Linked DNA regions of Homo sapiens: regions 1, 3 and 4 are each linked to region 2. The links are chromatin contacts, found by Hi-C or POLR2A ChIA-PET in ENCODE. All regions are on one chromosome and are shown on one strand. Each heading gives the region's core, a stretch centred on a gene start or an enhancer-like site at or near the end of the contact. The rest is flanking DNA. Distances are from core to core; before and after follow the strand shown. Region 1 overlaps PRMT8 (protein arginine methyltransferase 8). Region 2 holds the start of LINC02827 (long intergenic non-protein coding RNA 2827). Region 3 holds the start of PRMT8 (protein arginine methyltransferase 8). Region 4 overlaps LOC124902862 (a long non-coding RNA gene).

Region 1 (2,700 bases), core at 40-2,539, 230 kb before region 2:
CAGAGAAAGCACCCTGCCTTGCTCTTTCCCCACCTCCGTCCAAAGGCCCAGGCCCAGGGCCCTGTTACTTGCTGGAGGTCTCCCGATGTTGTCTGCCTCCCTGATATGGTGAGAATCACCCTCCACTGTCAATACTTGTGATTTGCCTTCGACTCACCACGCCAGCGGCTGATCAGGACTCCCCCAACACAGTGTTCCGCCCCCAGACTGGCCTTACCCAGGGCAGCTTCAGCACAGTTTTTCTCCCTAATAAATAAAGTGCGATTGTCTTAGTCTACCCACTCTACTGGGGTGAACAGGCCTCGGGCCCACTAAATGCAGAGATGAAAGGTTATGGACGCAGCAGAGCTGGAGACAGGAGGAAGCTGGCTTCCTGAAGAAGGGGCATGTGAGCTTGTGAGCTCGTCCTTGAAGGGTGGGTCGGATTTCCACAAGCAGGGGTGGGGATTTGGGGGAGCATGTTTGACCTAACCCACATCCCTTGAAAATGCAGGTAGATGGCAGAGGATGATGATGGTGATGAGACCTAACATTGACTAAGGGCCCACTGCGCCCCAGGCGCTGCGCCAAGCACTTTATAGATAGACACCATCTCGTGAAATCCTCATAGTAACTGACATTTACAGATGAGGAAACTAAAGCTCACAAAGTCCAGTCATTTGCCAGGGCCCAGAGATAGCAAGCAGCACAGCCAAGATGTCAACCAGTATCTGTTTTATGCCAAAACCTGTGCTCTTGAAACTGATGCCATGGTTAGCTCAGTTCGGCCCAACCAAGCTTAACTGAGCTACTGCCAGGAGCCAGGCCCTGTGCTCAGAAAAGGGTAACACAGCTGGCCCAGGCAGGAAGCCCAGTGTTGAGGGCAGAAAGAGAGTCAACAGGCAATAACTAGACAGAGGAGAGCGCTTCAGTGGAGGTAGGCACAGGCAGGCACCTCTCCAAGGTGACAGAGTTTAAAGAGAGCAGACAATAGGTGTCAGGGTGCAGATGGAGAGACTGAGGCCCACAGAAGGAAAGGAATTTGTTTAGGCTCACCTAGGGGAATCTAGGTCCGGAGGTGGATCTGGAACTGGAACCTCCAAGAGAATAGGAAAGAGGTGGTAGAGGAGAGGAAAAAGAAGCTTTAAGGAAGGAGAGTGAAGGTGCTGGACATCTGAAGGGGGAAGGCAGCCTGCAGAGGGGAGAGGGAAGCCAGCACTCTCTGCACCAGGCAGCCAAAGTGAACCTAAGCCCTTTGGGCTATAAATGGCTCCTGCTGGCACCAGCCCAAGCTTTAAAATGATTTCCCTGAGAACAAGAGGCTCCACTAGAGGAGCCAAATCCTGCTCTGTTCTCCAAATGTCAAGAGAGCTTTTTCTAACCTGAGTCGTCTGTCCTCAGCAGCCGCCTGCCTGGCCTGGAGGGCCCACGGAGGGAAGAAAGAGGATCGCAGTGGGAGGGGACAGAGTAGGGGTGGCAGGAGGCTTCCAGCCTGGGCCTCACCCCACTCTTTTGCCCACCGCCTTCACCTTCTTCCCTCCTTGCCCACCTTCGTGCCAGCCCCTCTGCCCAGTGTCGCCCTTAGACACTCACCACACCTCTCTTCAACCTGTGTTTACTCACCAGGCTGTGATCTAAGCTGTGGCTCCCGTTCTGCATAATTACACAAAGGGTTAGCTCTTCCAGAACCATCTGCCTGCCTTTAGATAGGGACCAGAGGTTTGCAGAAAAAAAGAACATTCTTATGTGAAATGTCAGGCAGCAGCAAGACAAGCAAGGGCTCTGCTGGGCATTGGGACCTCTCCTATCACCTAAGAAAGCAAAAGTACAGCTTTATTGCCTGCCTTTGGCCAAGACAGCCCTACATGCACCCTCTCTCTACTCTCCTGCACCCCTGTCTTATCATCGGGGCTGGCAGATGAAGTCAGCCCCCTCAGAGGGGTGTACTGTGCTAGGGTAGGTAGCTCTAGCTTGCTGCTTCTTACCCTCGGGGCTGGAAGCCCAGAGTCTGGGGGCAAAGGGGAGGAGGGTCAGGGTTGTCCAGGCTTCCCTGGGCCACATTAGAAGAAGAAGAATGGTCTTGGGCCACCCATAAAATACACTAACGATTGCTGATGAGCTAAAAAATAAAAATCCAAACAAAATCTCATAGTATTTTAAGAAAGTCTGTGGATTTGTGTTGGGCCACATTCAAAGCCATCCTGGGCGGTGTGCAGGCTGCAGGTTGGACAAGCTTGATCTAGGTGTTGCCAGTCCTGCGAGACGGTGTTGTCTTCTGCATGTGGCCTCCCGGGCTCCCCAGCTTGCTCTGGTTTATTCTTCAGTCGTCTGCCTCATGCCCTTCACAAGACTTGGCTTCGTAGGCACAGACGCTCTCCAGATCTGCCTTTTCCAGGCCTGGATGTTGGGGGCAAGCCACTGATGCCTGTCACAGAGGGTCGGCTGTCCCCCATTTGGAACCCCCTGTTTTATAGAATCTCTGACTCTAACTCTGGGATCTTGGCAGAGCCCATCCCTACATAGGGTTTTCTTACCTTAGAGTCAAGCCTTCTCAAGGCTGTGTTTCCTGGAAACCCCTTCTCTTAGCTCCTGCTGCCCACTGCTCTCAGTCTCCACCCTCCCACTCTGGGAGGCCTCCCAGGACCCTCGGCTGAGCCAGGGCTTGCAGAGGGGTCTACGGCAGTGGTTCTTGAAGTGTGGTCTCCAGACCACCAGCATCAC
Region 2 (2,700 bases), core at 76-2,575:
CCTTGGCTGGCTTGGAGAGACTCCCAGCATAGGGTCCTTTCAGATGATGGTGCCAGCTACCCACATGGTCTGTGGGCCTGGAGGGTCCAGCTACAGCCTAACATGCTGGGAGGAGGGTCTCTAGCCTTTGGAGGGACACTCACCTTGGTTCTGCCACCTGCAAGTTGTGTGACCTAGGGCCATTTATTTCATCTCTGAGCCTCAGTCACTGATTTGTGAAATGGGGCTGACCGGACCTCATCTGGTAGCTGGTGATGGGAATTAGCAACACCCATGGAAGTGTCTGGCTCACTGCTGAGCAGATAGCAGGTGCTCAACATGTGACACCATCATTTGTATTCTCTCTGCAAGGGCACACTGTCTCTCAAAAAAAAAAAAAAAAAAAAAAAAGCCCCAGTTTCTCCCTGGCCAGACCAGCCTGCTCCCCTTCATCCTCACTCACCTGCAGGGCCAGGGAGCCCAGGTGGCGTTAGCATTGCCGCTCTTTTGCACCTCCCCAGGGCAGGTCTTCTGTCCCATGTGCTGAACCCCAGAGGAGTCACCACTGGGAACTGGGGCAGGGCTGCTCTGTGCCACTGCACCAGGCTCAGCTGAGGTTTCCAGAAATCTGTGACTCCCCGTGCAGAGGGGGCCTGCTCTGTATGGACTCCGACCAAGCCTGGCCCACTCTGTCTATTTCTTCCTGACCTCTCCAGCCCCGAGAGCACATAGAAGCTGCCAGATGAGGGCAGTGAGGCCGAGGGCCGGCAGTAGGGCTGCAGATGCCCTGAGCCCTAAGGTCAAGGTGGATGGAACTGCTGTGTAAGTCTGATGCCGAGGAGACCAGGTCGTTGGGCTTTCAGGTGAGTGGACGCTTTCTCCCCACTCACAACCCCCACCATGCAGTCTCTGCTCCTCCATGGTCACTGTGGAATGGCTCCTGATGGCGCTCAACCCCTTGCCCTGTTTTCTCCCCTGCGGTCCACTGAGCCAGCCCTGCGGCCGCCAAGTCTCAGGTTAGAGCTCCCTCTCGCGGCCGATGCTGGGCACTACATTGCCCAAGACCCAGGTGGGCCGAAGTCTTGAGAAAGGGCTCGCAGTCATCGTCGCCAGCAGGCAGACACCAGGCACCTACCTCCCCGACATACCCAGCCTGGTACCTCGAAGACCAGTAGCCTTGAGCTACACTTGGGATTCCCAATACAGTTTCAAAACCGTCTAGCTCATCTTTCAGGAACCTTCCAGGGTTCACATTCTGATTTTTCAGTAAGGTTCTCACCTCTGTGACCAATTACCTTGAGACTGATGTCCTGCACCATCCTGGAGTGTTGGGATCTGCAGGTCGTGAAAAGGGAAACCAAGCAATCACTTTGGAATGACTTCCTGGAACTTCCCTGGCCCCTCCTTCGTGTTCTCTGATGACAGCCAGGAGCTGACTCAGAAACCTCATAAGAAGCTGAAGGCATGACGACTTCCCTGTTAAAAAAAAAATGTCCCACGTGTGGCCGAGTGCCACACCCAGGCAGCTGCCGAAAAAAAGCACCAGACACCATGCAGCTGGGCCCCAGGGCCCGGCCCAACCCGGTTGGCCTTCTCCGGCACCTGCAGGGAACTTGTCCTGTCTTGTCTCTGCTCGCCCCCTGCTGGCTGCCTGGAGCCATTCCGTGCTGGTTTCTTCGCGTCTTCTGTCAGGAGAGAGATGCTGATGCTTACTCAGGGATCCGGCGGGTCAGTATCCTGTGCCCTCTGCACGATTCAGGGTGGGGGTGTGCGCGTGTGTGTGTGCATGTGGACCCACATTGATGAGTCTGGCCCATACACCTCCACCCTTATTGGACCTCTCCTGGGAGCACCCTGGGAACACACATCTCATGCAGAAGTGTGTCTCTTGAGAGCCTAGCTCCTCCTGTCCTCCCCCAGCATCAGATGTACACTGTACGAGACGTGAATTTTGCTTACAGCACAAATCTGTGCTGGCCTAACAGCTCCCTTCTGGCCTCCCCCTTAGCATGGATCAGAAAGATCCAGAAAGTGCACAGGAAAATCATCAACCCATGAGGTGGGGACAGGGGAAGAGGGCATGCCGCATAACACCTACGTGGGTGGAGGGGCTGTGACAGCCACTTGCTTAAGCTGGTGGGACATGAAATAACCTCCTAAGCCACATTTCAGCTGTGACCCTGAGGCCCCGAGGTGGATTAACAGAGCCCTCAGCACCGAGTCTCCAAGCTGAAGGCAGTGGTCACACTCCCTGCTGCCCTCCAGGTTTGGAGGGATGGAGAGGAGAGAGGAGGGGAAGAAGCTACCTTCTTCACTAGCCTTGCTGAGAGACAAGTGGGTACGGCCCACAGGCACCTCCACCAGCCTGCCCTCTACATCCAGATTCGCAAGGTCAGGGCGGCAGCAGCAGCTGGAAACATTGGGGAAAGTCGGGGTGTTGTTTCTATACTTAGGGGAATCTACTGTCACCCCAGGTGGCACGGGACATTCACGGGGCTGCTCTAGCCCAGTGCCCCTCTCCTGCAGACAGAGTCGAGACCTGACAACAGGTCATCATCATTATCAGGATCATGATGACATTATCCCAGTGCATCCTTGAGTGGGAGGGAGGAGAGGAAGAAGAAGGTGGCGGGGGGCAGGGGGTGTCCATGAAGAGCAAGGTGGGAGAATAAAGGTCCTCTGTGTTTTAGAAATGGGAAGTGAGACGGGGCGGACAGCGAC
Region 3 (2,700 bases), core at 142-2,641, 190 kb before region 2:
CAGGGCTCTCTGCGGCTCAGGGCCAGCTGGAGAGTAGAGAAAAAGGCTGCCGAAGGCGGGGGCCGAGAACACAATTTGCGGAGCTAGAGCGACCTCCTCAAAAGCCCTTGCGGGACGGGTGGCTGCAGACCCATTTCTCACTGCAGCCGGCGGCGCGCAGCCCCCACAGTCCGCGCAGGCTCGGCTGCTGCAGGGGCGGACGCTGTCCCTGGTGCTGAAGGTGGCCGCGGCCCGTGTGCCCTGCCGGGTTTAGCTACCCAGAGGCGGCTCTGATATCTGAGGATTGCAGACTTCTCTCTGGCCCAGATCTGGGCCGGAGGGTCTGTAGGAGGTGCCCGAGTCCTCCTGCCGGCTCGGCCCCCGCGGCCGGGGGCTCTCCGCGCGGCTGCGGGGACGGAGAGCTCGGGAACCGACTCGAGCTTGAAGGGTAAAGCTGAGGCAGCGGCAGGAGACGGTCAAGGCACTGCAGGGGGCAGACCTGGCCCCAGGATTACCCACCCCAGCTCTGCACAAAGCCGGGACCCGGGAGCCCTCACGGAGCCCAGAGGAGAGGGCAGGGGAGCGCGGCTGCCCGGGGTTTGGGACTTGGGGGCGGGAGAAGGGAGCAGCGGGTGGCAGGAGAGGGTGATGGGGTGAGAGTGACTGTTTTGCATTTTCAAGAGGGAGGGGACCTGAGACATGAACTTCCCCCCCACCCCCCACCAACACACACACACACACACACACACACACACACACACACACACACACACACACACACAGGAGGAGGCCGGCAGAAGCGAGCGGGATGAAACTGGGGAAAGTTTGGCACTCGGCGCTGAGCGGCGGCGGCGGCGCGGTGGTCCGGGTGGGCGGCGGGGTCTCCGAGAGCCCCTGCTCGCTCGCCTCCTTACCTCGGTGCTCTCGGCCGCGTTCTCCGCCATTTTCCTCCTCAGGAGCAGGCAGCGGGAGGAGTGTTTCATGCCCATAAGAGCCGGCAAGGGTTTGGTGATACCGAGATAGTAGAGGAGGAGAGAGAGCTGGTGTCGCTTTAAAAGAGAGAGCGAGAGGATGGGAGAAAAAAAAAAATCCAACCCAGCCCCTCAGCTGGAGCGTCGGCCGGCACAGTCAGCCACAGCGGAGTCTGTTCTGCAGTCTCCACTTTCTTTTATTTTCCTCCCTTCTCATCTGCTCCGGATTCCTTCACACGGTTTCAAGTTCTTCTCGTGCCCCCGACCCCCTCCCCGCCCCTCTCCACCCGCGCTGCGGGCTAAGCTCGAGGGAAGCAGCCCCGAAGCCTCCGCGGCGGCGGCGGCGGCGGTCGCGGATCCTCTCCAGGCTGCTCGCAAAGTCCGGCCGGCCGGAGGCAGCCGCCAACTCCTCTCAACTTCTGCCGATCCGCTGGGCGAAGCAACACGCTTCCTGCGCGTCTCTCCTAGGGGCTGAGCCGGGTGAGTGGGGGCGGGGTAGGAGGTTCGCTGGAGCCGGCGGCGGCTGGGCGCAGACCGAGGGCCCCCAGCGCCCCCGGGCCCGCCCCCTCCCCTAGTCTCCGAGGGTCTCGGCCGCCTCCACTCCCTGGCGCTGCACACAACTTACGTGGAGGCCAGGCCCGCGCGGGGGGCCCAGAGAAAGCCGGCGCCGGGCGAGGCTCTTGCAGGTTCTCAGACCCGGTGCGCGTGCTCCCACCTAGGGCGAGGTCCGGGCGAGACCGGGCCACAGTTAACTCGCACCCTCCCCACCCCGGCCCACCCCAGCTCTCCCGCTCCTCTGCCAGTTCCTGGATCCTTCCTCGGCGAATTACGATTTGGGGAACGAAGGGGTGGGTGTCTGGATGGGGGAGGGTCCTTAACTCCTTCAACTCTAGGGGTAAGTGTGGTGTCATTCTTTATCCTTTTCTCTCTCTCTCTCTCTCTCTCTCTCTCTCTCTCTCTCTCTCTCTTTGTACCCAAAGCCCTTGGGACTCCAAGCCCCTTTCAGGCTGAGAGGGAGGGGCAAAGGTGGCGGCCAGAGTGGCTTGGGAAAGAGGGTGGGAGAAAGTCAAATGCGAGACTGCAGTGCCCCCCCCCCCACTCCAGTCTTCCCTGGCAGCCCCCTGCCCACGCATTTCTCTTCTCCCTCCTCACCCTTCCCCCACCATCGCCAGATTTTGAAGTCCCTTTTATGGGAGAGAGGGAGGATGTCACGTACCCGTCAGGATTCTCTTGATCCTTTTTTAAGGGAGTTTGGGCGGCAGCAGGGGGTGTGAATTTTTATACAATGCATTCCTGTCTTCACTTTGAGAGCTTCTTTTTCTCTGTTTTACTGGCCATCTGTCGGGCAGTGGGAGATAGAACAAAAGCGGGGGACCCCATTCTGCCTCTCCCTTTGCAACAGGACACTCAGGCTGACTCCTTAAAACAGCTGTACTTTTAAGCTTTCAACCTACGAGTCAAGGACTGAGACCTATAAGATGCTCCCTGAGCACCCGGCTGTCTTCACTTCATCTCTGTACTTGTTTGGGGAGGTCCCTCCCAAATGCCCTATTTGCTTTTTATCATCACCTTCGATAACTGGGAAGTGTGAGCCTGACTGTCCTCAACTAACCCCAGAGTCCATTGAAGAAAAGGTCTAGAATCATTCTCAGTAGGAAACATGCCTCCATCATCTGGTCCTCGGGCAAAGAGAGGATACATTGCACTAAGTAGAGGTGAGAAGTGAGGGATAGAGACAGGAGAGGATGAA
Region 4 (2,700 bases), core at 95-2,594, 150 kb before region 2:
AGAGCCAAGAGGACCAAGCCAAATTCAATGTAGCAGGCTCAACCCCACCCCCCGCTGACCCTCCAATTCCGGGAGAAGGTTCGGAGGTGAAGGTCCTTGGCCAGGTCTCCCAGGACCGAGCCCAGAGAGCAGGCTAGCGTGGTGCCTCCTCCATGCACACACCTACTCCCATGCATGTGTGAAGAGCTTGCATCACAGGGCAGTGAGTGGCATTTCTTTGTTCAGGGTGGCAAGGGGAAAGGGCGTGAGTCAATTCCCCTTAGGGAGAAGGAGGGCAGAGCACAAGTGAGGGCAGCATCGACGCCTGAAGCAGCTCACCCCTCCCTCCATCCTGTCTGTGGGTTCTCTTCCCCTCTTGCCTTCCACACCCCAAGCCCAGGCTAGAAGGCACCTCCCCTCACCCTCATCCTCCACTTCCAATCTGCAGCCACAAAGGGTGCGAAAATTAATCTGGTGCTTTCGTGAGGGACTGGTGTTATAGGACCAACAGGTTCGTATGCCCACTGCACAGGAGCAGACCAGTTACACAGTAACAGACCAGTTATGCCCACCGCACAGTAACAGACCAGTTACCAGTTAGGGCTGCAGCAGAGAAAGAGTTTAATGGTCACAGGGCACTGAGCTAAGAGATAGGAGGAGCCCCCAAACTCCATCTCCCCCAGGATTTCTGGGCTGGAGTCTTTAAGGGGACTGTGGAGGACAAGGGACTGGAGAATTGGAGCTGTTGATTGGTTGGGGTAAGGCGGATGAATTCACCAGAATGTAGAAACTGCATTCTTTGGTGCGTCAGCTCCTATGGGGTCCTTTAGACCAGCTGACGTGGTAATTTCACAGGTATGTAGGACCTGAAGGACTATCTCAAAGGGAAGACTTAACATTTCGTACTGCTCCAGTTGTTATCTGTAGGACCCTTAGGGTGACTATAACCTTGTAGCGGGGTCTGTGGGATTCTAGGTCAATAGGCAGCAAACAACACGAGGAAGCAGGTGGGAGCGCAGGCCGACCCGCGGTGAACACGAAGTGCGCTGCAAGCTGGGTTTGGTTTCACTCCTCCCCTTCCTTTTGTCCTGATTCATTTTATGAAGTTTATAGGGGTGGTTTCACTGGGAGTGCTGTGCTCCCTTTGAACTTGGTCTCCCGCTTGAGAAATGCCACATGCCGCTCTTGCCCGCCCCGTCTTCCCTGGCCCCTGCTCCTCCTCTCTCCTCCAGGGCTGGGCATGACGGGCTTCTTTTGTGGTTTAGTTTCCCTTCCTTCCTAGACACCCCCCTCCCCTAGAGTGCTTTTACATCACGTGGCCTCTGATTAACGTCAGTGATTCAAACCTTAAATATTCTCCCTCTGGAGTGAGTGATTCTTAGGGGAGCCCAGGTGGCTGCCTGCCCTCTTGCTCCCTGTGGCACCAACACCCTGGCCGGGGATGTCTGAGCCAACAGCAGCCGCCTTGAGGAACCAGGTCCTGGGAATCCATCCGCAGGCTCCCCGTCAGGGAGTCAGAAGAAGCGGCTTCAGGAGAAGGCAAAACAGAAGCCAAAAGACACAGGGCGCGGGGTGGGCGGGGGCGGCATTAAGCTGCAGGAGAGTGAAGAGACAGCAGGGGCTAGGAGCAGAGACAGAGCCAAGTCAGATGGGCCTCCGTGTTTGGCCCCAGGCCCCTTTGAGCCCCGTGGTGCTCCAGTTCTCTAGAGGCTGGGCTAGGCTGACGCCCGCATTGCTGTGCCTGGCCTTCCTGCAAACCCTCCGCCCTGAGGTGACCCGAGCACGTCGCTGCTTCTCGAAACCTGAAAAAGCCCATGGTAAATGTGCCATGAGGAGCACACGAGGCACCCCGTGTTGAACGCTGAGGACAAGGCTGCACCCGAGGCTGCAGTCATTTTCAATCGCCGGAGCAGGGCCGGCGTCGGAAGCCCAGACCTAGCATAGCAGGAGCTGAGAAATAGACACAGCGGGCAGGAGGACAAGGGGGTCCACAGTCGGGCCACGTCAGGACACAGACCACAGGGTGCCGCAGGAGATGTGTGGGCAGAACAGACGAGGAGACAGCCAGCATGGCTGCGCCCCAGCATTTGCCCTGGCTGTGAAGGGCAAGCTCCTCTCCTAAGGGTGTCCCCTGACCGCGCTCACCAGTTCCTGACCCAGACACCTCATTCTCAGCCCTACTTCAAGGTCACGATGGCATGCGGAATGCAGCGTCTGGCTTCCCCAGGAGAAAGCAGGGCCTCTGAGGTCAGAAATCATGTCCTACGGCACCGCACAGTCCCAGCAGCAGTAGCCTCCAGGGGACTCACTCAGACTTGGCAGGGCTGGCCTGGGAATCTGCATTCCCCATGCGCTCCCTCACCTGCTGACGGCGACACCCAGCCACCAGTGCAAACTCTACCCCTTGGGGATCTGCTGCCAGACTCAACACTGGGGCCCGAGGCCCAGGAGTCCTAAGGGTGCTGTTTGGTCATATTAGGCCTGTGTAAAGGGAGCCAGGACTAGAGTGAGCGAGGGGCGTGGGGAGGGAAGGAACCGTGGCTTCCCTGCACCCTTTCAGCAGCTTCCATGGTTCTTGCTGGCCTTTTCCATCACAGGCCACTCTTCAGGACGGTCTCCCGGACTGACCCCTCTCCTCTCCAGCCTACCTGATTCCCCGTGCAGTGTCCTCTGTGCATCCCTCATTTCATCTCCTTTCATGTGATCCCAGTCCAGGGTTTA

What was found. A loop is a pair of places that touch in the nucleus more often than their neighbours do. ChIA-PET counts read pairs that join two places held with the same protein, here RNA polymerase II (POLR2A). Pooled maps may share reads with other maps.
Region 1: a map of psoas muscle shows a loop between it and region 2 (3-fold over the local background). The contact joins the enhancer-like site here to the promoter of LINC02827 in region 2. A Hi-C loop is called at or near these places in 11 of 168 maps with a recorded cell type or tissue (A673, HCT116, MCF 10A and 8 more), 11 of 37 single-sample maps with no recorded cell type and 19 of 50 pooled maps. POLR2A ChIA-PET finds 5 or more read pairs at or near these places in 1 of 52 experiments (MCF 10A).
Region 3: a loop to region 2 is called in a map of mammary epithelial cell, with 6 times the contacts of the local background. The contact joins the promoter of PRMT8 here to the promoter of LINC02827 in region 2. A Hi-C loop is called at or near these places in 7 of 168 maps with a recorded cell type or tissue (IMR-90, dorsolateral prefrontal cortex, head of caudate nucleus and 2 more) and 11 of 50 pooled maps. POLR2A ChIA-PET finds 5 or more read pairs at or near these places in 1 of 52 experiments (MCF 10A).
Region 4: a map of PC-3 shows a loop between it and region 2 (6-fold over the local background). The contact joins the enhancer-like site here to the promoter of LINC02827 in region 2. A Hi-C loop is called at or near these places in 19 of 168 maps with a recorded cell type or tissue (Caco-2, Calu3, HCT116 and 11 more), 1 of 37 single-sample maps with no recorded cell type and 18 of 50 pooled maps. POLR2A ChIA-PET finds 5 or more read pairs at or near these places in 4 of 52 experiments (H1, MCF 10A, WTC11 and 1 more).

Annotation. Positions count from the first base shown.
Region 1 is chr12:3,532,865-3,535,564 of GRCh38, reverse strand. All of the region lies in intron 1 of PRMT8 (protein arginine methyltransferase 8), which reads right to left. Among named protein-coding and RNA genes, the nearest start is that of THCAT155, 41 kb to the right of the region's middle. Within about 2 kb of position 1,289, at least 6 of the 41 ENCODE cell types and tissues checked have a DNase peak (open chromatin) inside an H3K27ac peak, as active enhancers do; they include gastrocnemius medialis and psoas muscle, where a contact is called at or near this core.
Region 2 is chr12:3,298,988-3,301,687 of GRCh38, reverse strand. LINC02827 (long intergenic non-protein coding RNA 2827) reads right to left here and starts at 1,325. Exons shown (of 5, transcript NR_187483.1): 1 at 1,275-1,325. It overlaps LOC100128253 (a long non-coding RNA gene), which reads left to right. Exons shown (of 12, transcript NR_148995.1): 8 at 696-842; 9 at 974-1,106; 10 at 1,247-1,707; 11 at 2,152-2,370. RefSeq lists a silencer at 631-925 and an enhancer at 1,526-1,745.
Region 3 is chr12:3,489,894-3,492,593 of GRCh38, reverse strand. PRMT8 (protein arginine methyltransferase 8) reads right to left here and starts at 1,391. Exons shown (of 10, transcript NM_019854.5): 1 at 894-1,391. The coding sequence starts at 968. The region is part of intron 1 of THCAT155 (thyroid cancer-associated transcript 155); the gene reads left to right.
Region 4 is chr12:3,453,040-3,455,739 of GRCh38, reverse strand. The region is part of intron 1 of LOC124902862 (a long non-coding RNA gene); the gene reads left to right. It also overlaps a transcript of PRMT8 not described here. Among named protein-coding and RNA genes, the nearest start is that of PRMT8, 37 kb to the left of the region's middle. Within about 2 kb of position 1,344, at least 2 of the 41 ENCODE cell types and tissues checked have a DNase peak (open chromatin) inside an H3K27ac peak, as active enhancers do; they include PC-3 and mammary epithelial cell, where a contact is called at or near this core.